2 separate regions of the Homo sapiens genome follow, and region 1 is linked to region 2. The links are chromatin contacts, found by Hi-C in ENCODE. All regions are on one chromosome and are shown on one strand. The core of a region is the stretch at or near the end of the contact, and the rest is flanking DNA. Distances in the headings are between cores, read along the strand shown. Region 1 has its middle 150 kb from the start of LINC01891. Region 2 holds the start of MSL3B (MSL complex subunit 3B).

Region 1 (6,601 bases), core at 3,068-5,567, 440 kb after region 2:
GGGGATTTAATAAATACTTTCAAGCTTCTGGTTTGGGAATTTAGAGAGTTTTGATTTTGGATTTGTAAATAGTTGATTGCTAAATTTGGTCAGATTTCTCCCGACTGGCTGTTCCTCAATTCTTAGGATATGTCCCAGTAAAATTGCACTTTGTGAATTAATTGTTATATGCGTAATTGTTGCATTTTGGATATACCTAATTTGATAATTTTTTTAAAATTCCATTTAAGGTATCTATTTGCAGGTCAGAAAGTAAGAAAATGTAATTGTGTAATCCTCTGAAATGTAAAAAAAAAAAAAAAACAAAACAAACAAAAAACCTTCGGGGCTGGAATACAAAGGCATGAATCATGAACCCTCTGCTCAAGGAGTCAGGGCAGATGGGAGCTAAACAGGCATTCAGAAGGCTTATTATCTTGTTAACACTCGGTGACAACTCCTACCATAGAGGTAAGCACATGGTGGCCTGCCTGGAAGGCGACCCAGGCTGATTCTTTAAGGAAAGGGTAAACAGTATTTGCCCTGCCTCTGCTGAATCAGCTTCACATTCCTGCTCCCCAGCAGGCATGTTCGACACAATGGCGAGTCCCTCCCTTCCCCAGTGCCACACATGGGATGAACCAGTGTCACTTAGCATTAAATATTGCATAACTGATGTGCTCTGTTTTGGGATTAGACATATTCTGTGCCAGAAATAATACAACTGAGAATAATTGCTAAAAGGGACCAAGATAAGAACCTACACTTAGGAAAGAACTAGAGAGAGCTAGGAAATACTAGGAATGTCACAAAACACAAAAGGGTTTTGATTTTGATTATCTTGTCCCATTACTCAGAGGGGCAATCCTTGCAGTGTTTCCATATCCCTCTACACAGTTTCCAACCTGTGCCCACCAAATTAAAGCAACAACAAAAACCCTCCAAATTTCTTAAATCCATGCTGCATTCTTGTGTCTGACTACAATACTGGTAGAGATGGGAAGGGTTTCTTGGTGCATTTAAGGAAAACTTTGTTTCAGACACCCCATATACCACCAAAGCCATCACTGCTAGGCTGGTGATGGTTTAGATCTCTAGATCAGTGGTTCTCAAACTTGAACATTCCTTAGTATCCCCTGGAGGGCTTGTGAAAACATAGACTGTTGGGCACACTATCCCCAGAATTTCTGATTTGGTAGCTGTGGGGTGGAGGCCAGGTAAACAGGTGATGCTGATGTGGATGCCCTGGGGACACTCTTTGAGAACCACTGCCATAGGCAATTTCTAAGGGCATGGGTGATCCGCCTTTTACAATCTCTCTGATGCCTCATGCAGTCAGGACAGACATGTGGATGTGAAAAGGATAGGGGCCAGCAGGATTCCTAAATGCACTCATTAACACATGGTGCATTCCTTACTATGATGTTCCTGCCTCAGTCAGTCGCTGTTAGGAATTTTACTAACCACGAGAAGAGCCAGAGGACAGGAAAAAGAATCTAAGCTGGTCATCAGGTGACCAAGGTTTTGGTCAGGACTCGTCTACTTGCTTGGTGGTTGATTTCAGGGAAGTAACCTACATTATCTGTTACTGTTTGGTCTTCTCAGTGGAAAGTTCTCTCATCACATTAGGCTCTTAATATGACAAAAAGAAACTTAGGAAAGCAGTTTTTAAAAAGCAAAGTTTATTCTTGTTTTGTTTCTGTTTGGCTGCTTATCATACAGCAGAACAGACTACTGAAAACTGGACATTCAAAGCCTGAATTTCAAGACCTCACACTTGACACTTCCATGAAAGCAGGCAAAAGACTCAGGTGCAGGCAAGGAAAGGGGCTTCCACTGGTAGACAAGACCTTCATGCTTAGCCTTTGGTAACAAATGTCCAACAAGGAATGGCAGGTGATTTGGATGGTGGTAGGAGCGTAACAAAGAGGAATCTCAGAGCAGGGCATGTGTAAAGTTCCAGGCAGGGAGCAGCAGTGCTATTTCTCAGGACTCAGCAAGTCCTAGCTTGCAGGAGTGGTTTCAGGACAGGAGTCTCATCCCCGGATATTATGAGCCCCTCCTACCCATTTCAAATCACCTCCTAGGCTGGGTGCCAGATATTAACTAGACGGCTTCCACGAAGCAAGCTTGGATCAATGCTGGGTTTGCACCAAAGAAGGAATCCTTTAATCCCTCCCCTTCTTTTTTAGAGACAGGGTCTCACTACATTGCCCAGGCTGGTCTTGAACTCCTGGCCTTAAGTGATCCTCCCACCTCAGCCTTCTGAGTAGCTGGCATTACAGGTGTGAGTCGTTGCACCCAGCTGAATCCCCTCTGACTGAGAAAAGAACTGGCGCCAAGCTGAGCCTGAACTTGCTAATGGTATGAGTCAAGGAGTGTGCCCAATTAAGTTAATGGGCTCATCCATTGCCATGTGGACTATACAGTACCTGCTACCCCAAAGAGGCAGAGTCTGTTTTCCCACCTTGGGGGTGGCCTTGATCGTGAGACTTGCTTCGTCTAATAGAATGAGATAACAGTGACCGAGCACTACTAGTTTTGAACCTAGGTCTCGAGAGACCTTAATGCTTTTTTTTTTTTTTTTTTTTTTTTTTTTTTTTCTGTTTTGATCTTCTGCCATGGCCATGAGAAGGACATGCCCAGACTAGGTCACTGGTCCTGTGAGGAGGATGAGAGCTGTGTGGGGCAGAGCTGCCTCAGCTAAATTCTACCAGCCAAGCCCAGGCTAGAGCAGTGACCCCAGATGATCCCCCAAATGCACGAATGAACCCAGCTGAGGTCAGTCAAGTTCAGTACAGCTCAGCAGCCAACCCTCAGCTGATCCACTGACACATAAGCCACAATAATAAGTGCTCATTGTCTTAAGGTACTGAGTTTGGGATAATTTGTTACACAGCAAGAGGTAACTGATACAAGTGGCTACTATGTTAAGCTTGGGGATACCAACATGAATTAACACTAAATATCCACCTGCAAGTAACTTACAATGTAATGAGGAAGCAACAGTTACAATAAGGTAAGTGATATATGCTACTAGAGTTAGGGTTAGAGTTAGAGAACTTGAGAGGAACTTAACGGGTGCTATAAAAAAGGAACTCAATAGGTGCCATTCGGGTTCAGAGAAACAAGGCACAAACTCTGCCTTGGAGGTTAGCAAAGCCTGAGAATGAGAGTCTTGTCTACCAGTGGAGGCTCCCTTTCATTGCCTGCTTCTCAGGCAGAAAGGAAGTTTTCTCCAAAATAACACATGTGCCAAGCAAGGTGTGGACAAATAACCAGACAGCTCTGAGCATGCCCTGCATCGAACACTAGACCAATTGCTTATGGTTGGAAACAATTGAGATCAGACCCAAGGTTTGACTCACATAGGAACAAGTTAACTTCCTGGGATCCAGGGCAACAGAATCCACCTTCACCTCCAGTGGGCCATCTTGCGAAGGAAAGCTGTTGGACTCTAAAGGTGCAGTGGGGTCGGTCCATATCCATGGCCAATCCTGAGTGAGGGCCTTGCTGATGTGGAGAACCCCAGCTTAGTCACTGAGCAGGCATCTCCTTGTCCAAATACCAAGGACAGACACCGCAGGCCACCGACCACTGTAACAGCAAAATAAATTTGTTCCAGGGAAAATGCTAAACATGTGACTGATTTTTTTCCTGTAGTTCTTAAAAAAAAAAAATTCCCTGTGCATCTTGATGATGCATCATTTGTAAGATGCTTTGTTTGCCTACAGTGGTGTCTGGTGGAGGACTAGGGATGGACACTCTAATTCAGAAAGTAAAGAAAAGTAATTGACAGCTTTCCTTCTGTAATTTTGTTTGAGTTCATAAAATAGAGAATTGCTGTAAGCCTAAAAGCAACTGATGGCTGACACCAAAATCGAAACATGGATATGCTCAGCCTGACATCTTAGGAAGCCGCCAACGATACTGTGTGCAAGCCCATCACCCAGCATCTCCCTGGGTATCCCAGGCTTCTTAACCAGAGGAACTTGCACAGAGAAACCAAATTGTGGATGGTTACAGCCATGTGAGTAGGGCTGATCTATCTTTACCTGACAACTGCACATGCAAGGTTAGCCCTTGTTCTGAAGAGCAGATTCTTCTCTGAAATCTGATGCTCTTTGTCTGGACTTTTCAGAAGGAGAGAGAGCATAATGCTTAATTTTATAAGTGACTGATTTGAACTGTGTAACGTCTAGAGATATTTCTCAGAGGTTTACTATCGGTCACAAAAAATATAACATGACTCAGAGAAGAACTGATTTCCCTTTTTTGAAAAGTAGAGAAGCCACAGGGCAAACAAATGAGGCAGCTTCCCCTGGCTCATGCGGAAAGATTGACGTCAATCTCCAAGTAGCTGAGACAGCTCACGCTTGCTTGGGCTCATGAGGAAGAAGTGGAAATCTCTGTGCCACAAAACCCAAAGGCATAATGTCAAAACCCCATCTGTAAGCAGGAGAGAGCTTCAAGGCTGGATGGGCCATGGTCTGATTACAGAGCCAGTTTCACAAAAGACATGGGGTTTACAGCATCACAGGGAGAAAGAGGAGATCGTCAGTTAAATGAAAGAGAACAGTGGATAAAATGACTCTTTTAAGTGTGCTGCCTTTCAGTTCACTGGCTCACAATTTAATGGCAAATAACCAGAAAAATGCCACAAGTCGTCCTTGCTATGAAGTCTCCAAACTCTAGCTAGGTTTAATGGTGCAACATCTGCATATTTGTATTAGTCTGTTTTCATGCTGCTGATAAAGATATACCTGAGAGTGAGCAATTTACAAAAGAAAGAGGTTTAATTGGACTTATAGTTCCACATGGGTGGGGAGGCCTCACAATCATGGCGGAAGGCAAGGAAAAGCAAGTCACGTCTTACGTGGATGGCAGCAGGCAAAGAAAGAGAATTTGTGCAGGGAAACTCCCATTTTTAAAACCATCAGATCTCATGAGACTCATTCACCATCATGAGAACAGCTCAGGAAAGACCGCCCCCCACCCCCATAGTTCGATCACCTCCCCTTATGGGAATTGTGGGAGTTACAGTCAAGATGAGATTTGGGTGGGGACACAGCCAAACCATATAAATATTCCAGCTGCCACTTTGCAGAGTAAATGGTGAGAAGTGATTGGAATCTGGATATAGAGTGCAGGTCAAGCTGACAAATTTTGTATATGGTTTACATGTAGAGCATGAGAGAAAAGAGAAGGCAAGGATTACACCAAGGCCATGACCTGAACAGCTCTTGCCTCGGTGCCTCCAGGTGTGTGGGATGTGTTTGCTTTCTGCTTCTACCTTTCTGGTGCTACTATCAACTTTTTGTCCAGGAACCCCTTGTCTATGGAGTTGTGCCTTCCAGTGGTGTAGACCATCTGCTTCTTCTTCCCAAACCAGGAAACCGAAATGCCACAAAACAGCGCATGCCCTTACTGCGTGTGAAGTCCTTCGGCATTTTATCTTCTCTTCCATTAGTTGTATTTTTTAAAAAGTTTCTCAAAATCCACTACACAGATTCTCTATCCTCTATCGAGTCATGACCCACAATTTTGAAAATCACTCTTTCAGACAACACTGTATGAGAATATTTTTCCTGCTTGAAGCCAAGGGAGAAATAACACTGCTTCTATCCCCAGGCACACTCTAAAGGACACTGGAGAAAGGGGACAGAACCAGCAGCAGGTGCCCACACGTCAGGAAACACTCATCCGCTGAAACAGCTGAGCTTGCCTGGAGATTTGCAAGCAATATATCCAGGAACAACTCCTGGGCTTTTCTCCTGCTGAGCTCCCAGGATCACTCCCTTAGACTCAAATTGTCACCCCCAACTCGCTGTGGTGGCTGCATGGTCCAGATGGCGCTGCACCAACCACTCCTCTGGGGCTGGGACTCTAGGAAGCAAGTGACACACCTTCTTAAGACTAACCCGCAGGTCGGCTTTCTTATTTTTTTTTAAGCAATAATCTCTATGGAGACACCAACAGAGGGTAACAGTAATCATCAACAGAGAGAAGGCTTCGGAACACACAACACTTTCAGAATATGACAGTTTATAATGTCTTGGCCCATATCTACTGTGAAGCAGCAACATCAGTCTTCCAGCCTCTGACCATCACTCTCCTTTGTGAAGGCCCAGCAAGGAGCCCTTTCTAGTCCATGTTGATCAGCCACCTGCCTTGAGGAACTCGATTTAGGCTGTTTTATAACCATTGATTTGTGTTCATTAACTTAAACCTCGTCTCTTTTTAATGGGTTCTTCTATTAGTCTTAATAGTTTTTAATTTGTAATTAAAGTTTCCTAGAGTCACAAATTAAATATCATATCACAGGCAAATATAGATCATTTTGTCTTCTTGACTTAAAAAGTTATACCTTGTATTGCTGTTTCTGGACTTATTTCATTGCCCCGAACTTTTAGAGCTACATTAGACAATAGGAAATGGCAGGTATTTCGGAATTTATTGGAAATGCTTTCAACTTTTCTTTTCTTTCTTTCTTTTTGAGATGGAGTTTCACTCTTGTTGCCCAGGCTGGAGTGCAATGGTGTGACCTTGGCTCACTGCAACCTCTGCCTCCTGGGTTCAAGCAATTCTCCTGCCTCAGCCTCCCAAGTAGCTGGGATTACAG
Region 2 (6,501 bases), core at 2,836-5,335:
TATGTGAGGGAAAGAGTAACAATCAAATTAGTAAACGGCAGAAAAAATGTTGGGTGGTTTCTATTAACAGTAGGGATTTGCTGCATATATTAACATCAGATTTAAAGGTAATCCTAGTACAAGACCAAAAGATGCTTTGACTAATTTAGTAGAGGCCTGTAACTGCTTGGATACATGAAGCTAAGCCTTGGATATTGGATCAAAGAATAGCTAAAAAAGACCATGAGTTTTTGACATATGCCATGCCATAGAGGTAATACTTTTAAGAGCATCACTGTCCATTAAAAATATGTGAGACACATTGGTCATTTTAAGTTTTTAAAATATTAACATTTTTTAAAAGTAAAAAGAAATAGGTGAAGTTATTTTAAAAACATTTTATTTAACCCAATGTATCTAAAATATTGTCAGTTCGACATTTAACCAATGCTGAAAATTATTAATGAGATATGTTACATTTATTTTTACATATTAAGTCTTCAAACTCCAGTGCTCTAACCTCACACTTAGAGCACGTCTCAATTTGGACTAGCACAGTTCAAGCTCTTAGCCTTGTGACATACCTTATCCTTTCATGGACATGCAAGAGAATTATGATAATCTAGGAAGAATCCATCTGGACACTTACGGGTTTTGCTCAAATTAACTAACCAAAAATACATCCAGCTTTGTCTTTGTACTTCAGATATTGTGGGTGGCACGTCATTCTCTCACAGTATTATCACTTTCCTATTTGATGCTACTGAAGCCACAGTGGGAAGATATGTCTCTGTGGGCTTTCTATTAGGATCACAGAAAGTGAAATCTTTTCTGTTTTCTCTTATGTAGCAATTTGTGGGCTAGCACCTAAGGAATTTCTGACTCTAAAGACTAAATCTTATGTGGTCTAAAATTTACATTAAAATGTCAGCATAGTGTGCAATAAATATGTGGGTTAGTTTTAATTTCTACCTTTGGGGCTGTCAGGTGCCACAATGAGGAATACCTACTTTTTCAGGGGGAGCCAGTTTATATAATATATATTTTCCTAAGTAATCATTTTTGTCAAGACTTTCAAATTTACTGGTTTAAATGAATACGTAGCATTCTCTTATATTCCAATCGTCATTATATCTGTAGTTATGACTCCAAGTTAATTTTTTTTTCAAACAAGAGAGGCTTTATTTAGATCACCAAAAAGAACATTTTACAGAAAGGGAACCGTAACATTACACAAAAAAGTATAGCTGTAAAATTGCAAACAAGAAAGGCAATGCTTTCTTTAGATCACCAAAAATAATGTTTCACAGAGAAGGAACCGTCAGAAGCAAATTATAGCTGCAAATTTTCTTTTGCCATCAATATGGATTCCCTCTAAAATACTTTGAGACTACTTTGCAGTTTTCAAGTACAAACTAAACCTTGTTGGACAGTTGCTCAGCTTCATCAAGAGAATGAAACCAATTTGCAAAAAAAATTTTGTTTAATGCTAACAAATAACGAAACAATGTGGTTCTTGCTGACTAACTGCAATGTCTGCTGAAATGGCCTAACCTATGTACACTTCCATGAACATTTCACTGTGAACAGTTGCTTTTTACCTGCCATCACAGATGGCCTACAAAGTAGCAAGTGTCATGTCAGAACACTTTCAGGCACCTAGGAAATAATTCTAAACAGAGTAACTACAGTACATGGGGAACTCAAACAACAGGGCACACCTCTGTCAAAGCCCCCTGGTGGGCACTTTGTTTTGTGCTCTGGATAAAAACCCACCACCTTGTTAATTTTTTACCTGGAACTCAGAACACCATGCTAGATGGAGCAGTTGTTCTTACAGAACCATCAACACTTATTGACTGCCTGGGGGTTCCTGGTGCTGTAATGCACCTCAGAGGCAGCGACGTAAGCTGACTCTGGGAAGAAGTCATCGTGGTATTCTGCTAAAAACCTCACAAAGAGATCAAAGTGCTTCAATAAAGCCTTCAGATTCTTCTCAGTAAAGGACATTTTTCCAAGAATTTCTGGAAGTTTGACAAACAATCGCAGCAAATGTTGCGCCCCGTAAATGTAAGAGGGTGGAGGTGGCTGGTCACCTGGTGGGTAATTGTCAGGTACGAGCTTCCAGGAGAGGACCTCATTTATTTCATTAGTTCTTCTCCCTTCAAAGCCAGCAAACACAGGACTCCCTTCCTGGCTAGGAGTCAGAGTAGGTGAAGATGATCTGCTATGCACAGGTGTCTTCTTTTCCAGGTGCAGGAACAGCTTGGGCACACTGGTGGACATGTCCTGCTGCCAGCGCTTGGGCTGAGGTGAGGTGCTGCTCTTAGAAAGCCTGTCACAGTTGGCGGTGTGGGGCGAGGACCGCCTCAGAGACTGCACTGCTTGCGGCTCGGCTTTGCGCCTTTTAGGGGTGGCTGGTTCACCGCTGGTCGACTGACTCTCTGTAGACTGCGGCCTGGATGGATTCAACAAACGTAAGCTGGGAGAGAGCTTCTCCTGGCTCCTATTAGTATTTGTGGCACTTTCCTTAATTGCAAGAAAAACCTTAGATGCAGTCACCTTTTTATACTGAGCTTGTTCATAGGGATAGAGTAAAACCAACGGGAGAGTGTAATCAAAGGTTATTCTTAATCCATCCACCATCTCCTTACAAAGGTCAATATTCTTTTCTGCTGGGATATAAGGCACGTTCATGCTGGCATGTGGCATAGCGTGATGGTGACGAGGCCTCTCATTGGCTGAAAAGGCTGCACTGATAGCAAAATGCTTCACATAGGATTCCAAAATCGTTATGATGTTGGTGTGGCATGGAAGTTGCACTAACCGTTTCCTCCGATTAATGTAGTAACAATCATCCTCCAGCTGCCTCTTCAGAACTTCAGGGATTTCTAGAGTTACTGTTCTTTCTTCCATTTCCCTTTTTGTTTGAAGCTCCGGTTCTTCTTTCACTTCAGTCTTTTCTTCAATATCACATTCTTCACTTATTTTTTCATCCTTGTCTTCACTACTGTCAGAGGAACTGCTTAATGAGTTTTCATCATTTTCATTTTTTTCTTCGATGGAGAGGCCTTTTAAAAAAAGACAGAGTCAGCACCAAGCAACCTGGAGCGGCTGCTTCTTTCTCTCTTGCTCCTCAGGTGAGCTACAGCATTTCTTGCCAATTTATGCTGTAATCTACGAATTTCTTTCTTTCTTTCTTTCTTTTTTTTGTGACAAGAGTTTCGGTATTGTTGCCCAGGATGGAGTGCGGTGGCGCGGTCTCAGCACACTGCAACCTCCGCCTCCCGGGTTCAAGTGATTCTCCTGCCTCAGCCTCCAGAGTAGCTGGGATTATAGGCGCCCACCACCATGTCCTGCTAATTGTTTTGTATTTTTAGCAGAGACGGGGTTTCACCATGTTGGCCAGGCGGGTCTCAAACTCCTGACCTCAAGTGATCCGCCCACCTCGGCCTCCTAAAGTGCTGGGATTACAGGAGTGAGCCACCGCGCCCAGACCCTAATCTACGATTTTTTTTTTTTTTTTTTTTTGAGACAGAGTCTCACCCTGCCGCCCAGGCTAGAGTGCAATGGCGATCTCGGCTCACTGCAACCTCCGCCTCCCGGGTTGAAACGATTCTCCTGCCTCAGCCTCACAAATAGCTGGGATTACAGGCGCCCGCCACCACGCCCAACCACTTTTTGTATTTTTAGTAGAGACAGAGTTTCGCCATGTTGGCCAGGCTGGTCTCAAACTCCTGACCTCGTGATCCACCCGCCTCCGCCTCCCAAAATGCTGGGAAACAGGCGTGAGGCACCGCACCTGGCCAATCTACGATTTTCACTGGGCTCACGAAGCACATGATCTTCGGCTACCCATCTATCCCAGCTTCAGTTCCAACCGTTACAACGGATCAGCTATTCTGGGATCTTTCTGCCTTTTTCGCCTTTCCCAACAATAACATTAACAATCTAGGTCGGACGGCGTCCGACGGGAGCGTCCCACGGGAGCCTACGCGGCACCAGGCTGCACGGCAGGGGAGATTTAACGCGAAGAGAGAAACCCACCGTAGTTAAAAGGCCTCCTCCGTCGGCGGCTTGCGTCCGCGTCCCGGGCGCACACGTAGCGCCGGCTGCGCGACAGGGCGCGCGCGACGCTGCCGACGGCGCATGCGCGGTCCGGCATGCCGGGCGGAAGCCCCATTTGATTTCTAATGCTATTTATTTATGTATCCCTTGTCTCTCTTTAATTAATTATGTTGTTGAACTTTATCTGTTTTACTGGTCTTTTAAAGGAACCAGCGCTTAATGTTTCTTGATCACGTTTTTGTTTTTATTTTCTTTAATTTCTTGACTGTATTATTTTGTTCCTTTTAACTTAGGTTAAACTGTTCTAAAATCGTTTCTTGAATTGAAAGCATAATGAATTTACTTCCATTTACTTTTGTTTGCTAATAAATGCATTTAAGGCTGTCTATTCTCTGAGTACCAGTTCGTGATTTTCCTTTTGTTTCCTTCTTTGATACAAGCATTATTTAGAAGTTTTTATTACTATTTCTACTTGCAAGATAAATTTAATATTATTCCCTACTTTAAAAATCCTAAGTATACTACCAAGAGATATTGAATATTAAAATAATTAAAATTTATAGTCCTAACATTTTGCTTAATGATAAATACTAGAAGCATTTCATTTGTCAAGAAAAAAATCATTTTATATTTAATTTTAAAATTAAATATGCAATACATACAAAACCTTTTGTGGCATGCATAACATATAAAGAATAACAATAAAATGTCACTCATGTTGGTGTTTGAGTTCTTATGCTCTTGCCAACACTTAGTATTGTGTTTTTGCTAATATTCCCAGTGCAAAATTGAAGTAAAATTTGTATTTTTCTCCTTTATGATAGGCACTTTTGGTGTCTTATTTAAGAAATCATTTTATGTTCCGTGGTTATAAAACTTACCTCTCACGTTTAAACTTTTAATCCACTGGAACTGATTTTTGTATTTGCTTTAAGGTAGAAGGCCAATTCTCTTTTCCTTAATGTGGATAACAAATTGTCTTAGTAACATTTATTGAATAATTTATCCTTTCCTCACTGTTCTATAATGCCACCCCTGAACTGTATCTCTTCTATGTGTACATTGGCCTGTCTCTAGATTCTATATTGTATTTCACTGGTCCTTTTTTTTCTACCTTTGCACCTAATCACAGTGTTATAATAACTATCTAGCTGGGTAACTCTTCTCTCCTTGTTCGTTTTCCTTAGCTGTGTTATGGCTATGGTTGACCTTTGATTTTTCCATATACATCTTATTACCAGTTTGTTAGTTTTACAGAAACTCTTTTGGCATTTTCATTAGAATTACTTTGAATCTATAGATCAATTAGGGGGAATAATTGATATATTTATGCTATTGGATCTTCTAATCTGTTAACATGGAATATCCCTCCTGTGATTTAGGTCCTCTTTAATATCTTTCAAAAGATGGAATAAATTATAGTTTTCTTTATAGTTATAATTTTAGCAGTATATATTTTATGAATTATAATTTTATCAGATACATTTTGTTGGATTTTTAGAAGTCTTTTGTAAATTATATGATTTAAAGTTCCATTTTTCTACTGTTGATGTATGAAAATGCAATTGACATTTTAAAATTAGAATTTAATGAAATAATTACAGATTCACATGTAGTTGTAAGAAATAATTCAAGATGCCTCTTTTATACTTTAAATAGTTTCTCTGAAGGTAACATTTTGCTTGTGTTGGCTTTATTTTGCTCTTCTTTTTCTAATTTTTTGAGCTAGGAATATAAGTTGTTGATTTATAGCATTTAGTGCTATAAATTTCCCTCACATAATTGCTTTAGCTGCATCCCATATACTTCGATTATGTTTTCATTTTCATTCAATTCTATGTATTTTTAAAAGTTTCCTTTTATACTTCTTCTTTGATCCATGGCTTATTCAGAAGTACGTTGTTCAATTTTTACGTGTTTAGAGATTTTCTTGTTGTCTTCCTGTTATTGATTTCTAGTTTGATTCTATTATCATCAAAAGACATAATCTATATTATTTCAATACTTTTAAACTTGTTGAGACTTGTTTCATGGCCCAGAATACTGCCTATTTTGGTGTACGTTCCATGGGTGCTTGAAAAAATGCATATCCTGCTCTTGTTGGGTGGAGTAAAAGACTCCACAAGTCACTGAATGCTGTCAGTGGTATCCTTTGACTGAGATATTATTTGGCAAATAAAAATGAAGAGTTTGGATGTCTTGTCCTATATATAGTAGCAAGATGGTTCTCCAAATAAAACAGATGAAGATTCAGTTGAATATTTGCTTCTATTGTAAAAAATGTATAATCAATGACAAATTAAACAACTGAAATATTGAGAAATATAGTTATATTTGAAAGTTAAATGAGATCTTTCTTAATCTTTAAAAAAGTGAGATCAAAGTGAAGGGAATTACTATGGGGTTAATCAAGAAACTTACATAATTTAAAAATAACTCTCAATGTTTCATCTT

What was found. A loop is a pair of places that touch in the nucleus more often than their neighbours do. Pooled maps may share reads with other maps.
Region 1: a pooled map shows a loop between it and region 2 (3-fold over the local background). The contact joins the enhancer-like site here to the promoter of MSL3B in region 2. A Hi-C loop is called at or near these places in 1 of 168 maps with a recorded cell type or tissue (naive thymus-derived CD4-positive, alpha-beta T cell), 4 of 37 single-sample maps with no recorded cell type and 13 of 50 pooled maps.

Annotation. Positions count from the first base shown.
Region 1 is chr2:234,304,659-234,311,259 of GRCh38, forward strand. No RefSeq gene overlaps it. Among named protein-coding and RNA genes, the nearest start is that of LINC01891, 150 kb to the right of the region's middle. RefSeq lists an enhancer at 4,385-4,524. Within about 2 kb of position 4,318, at least 5 of the 41 ENCODE cell types and tissues checked have a DNase peak (open chromatin) inside an H3K27ac peak, as active enhancers do.
Region 2 is chr2:233,864,301-233,870,801 of GRCh38, forward strand. MSL3B (MSL complex subunit 3B) reads right to left here and starts at 4,086. Exons shown (of 2, transcript NM_001425333.1): 1 at 4,027-4,086; 2 at 363-3,050. The coding sequence starts at 2,895. The coding sequence ends at 1,825.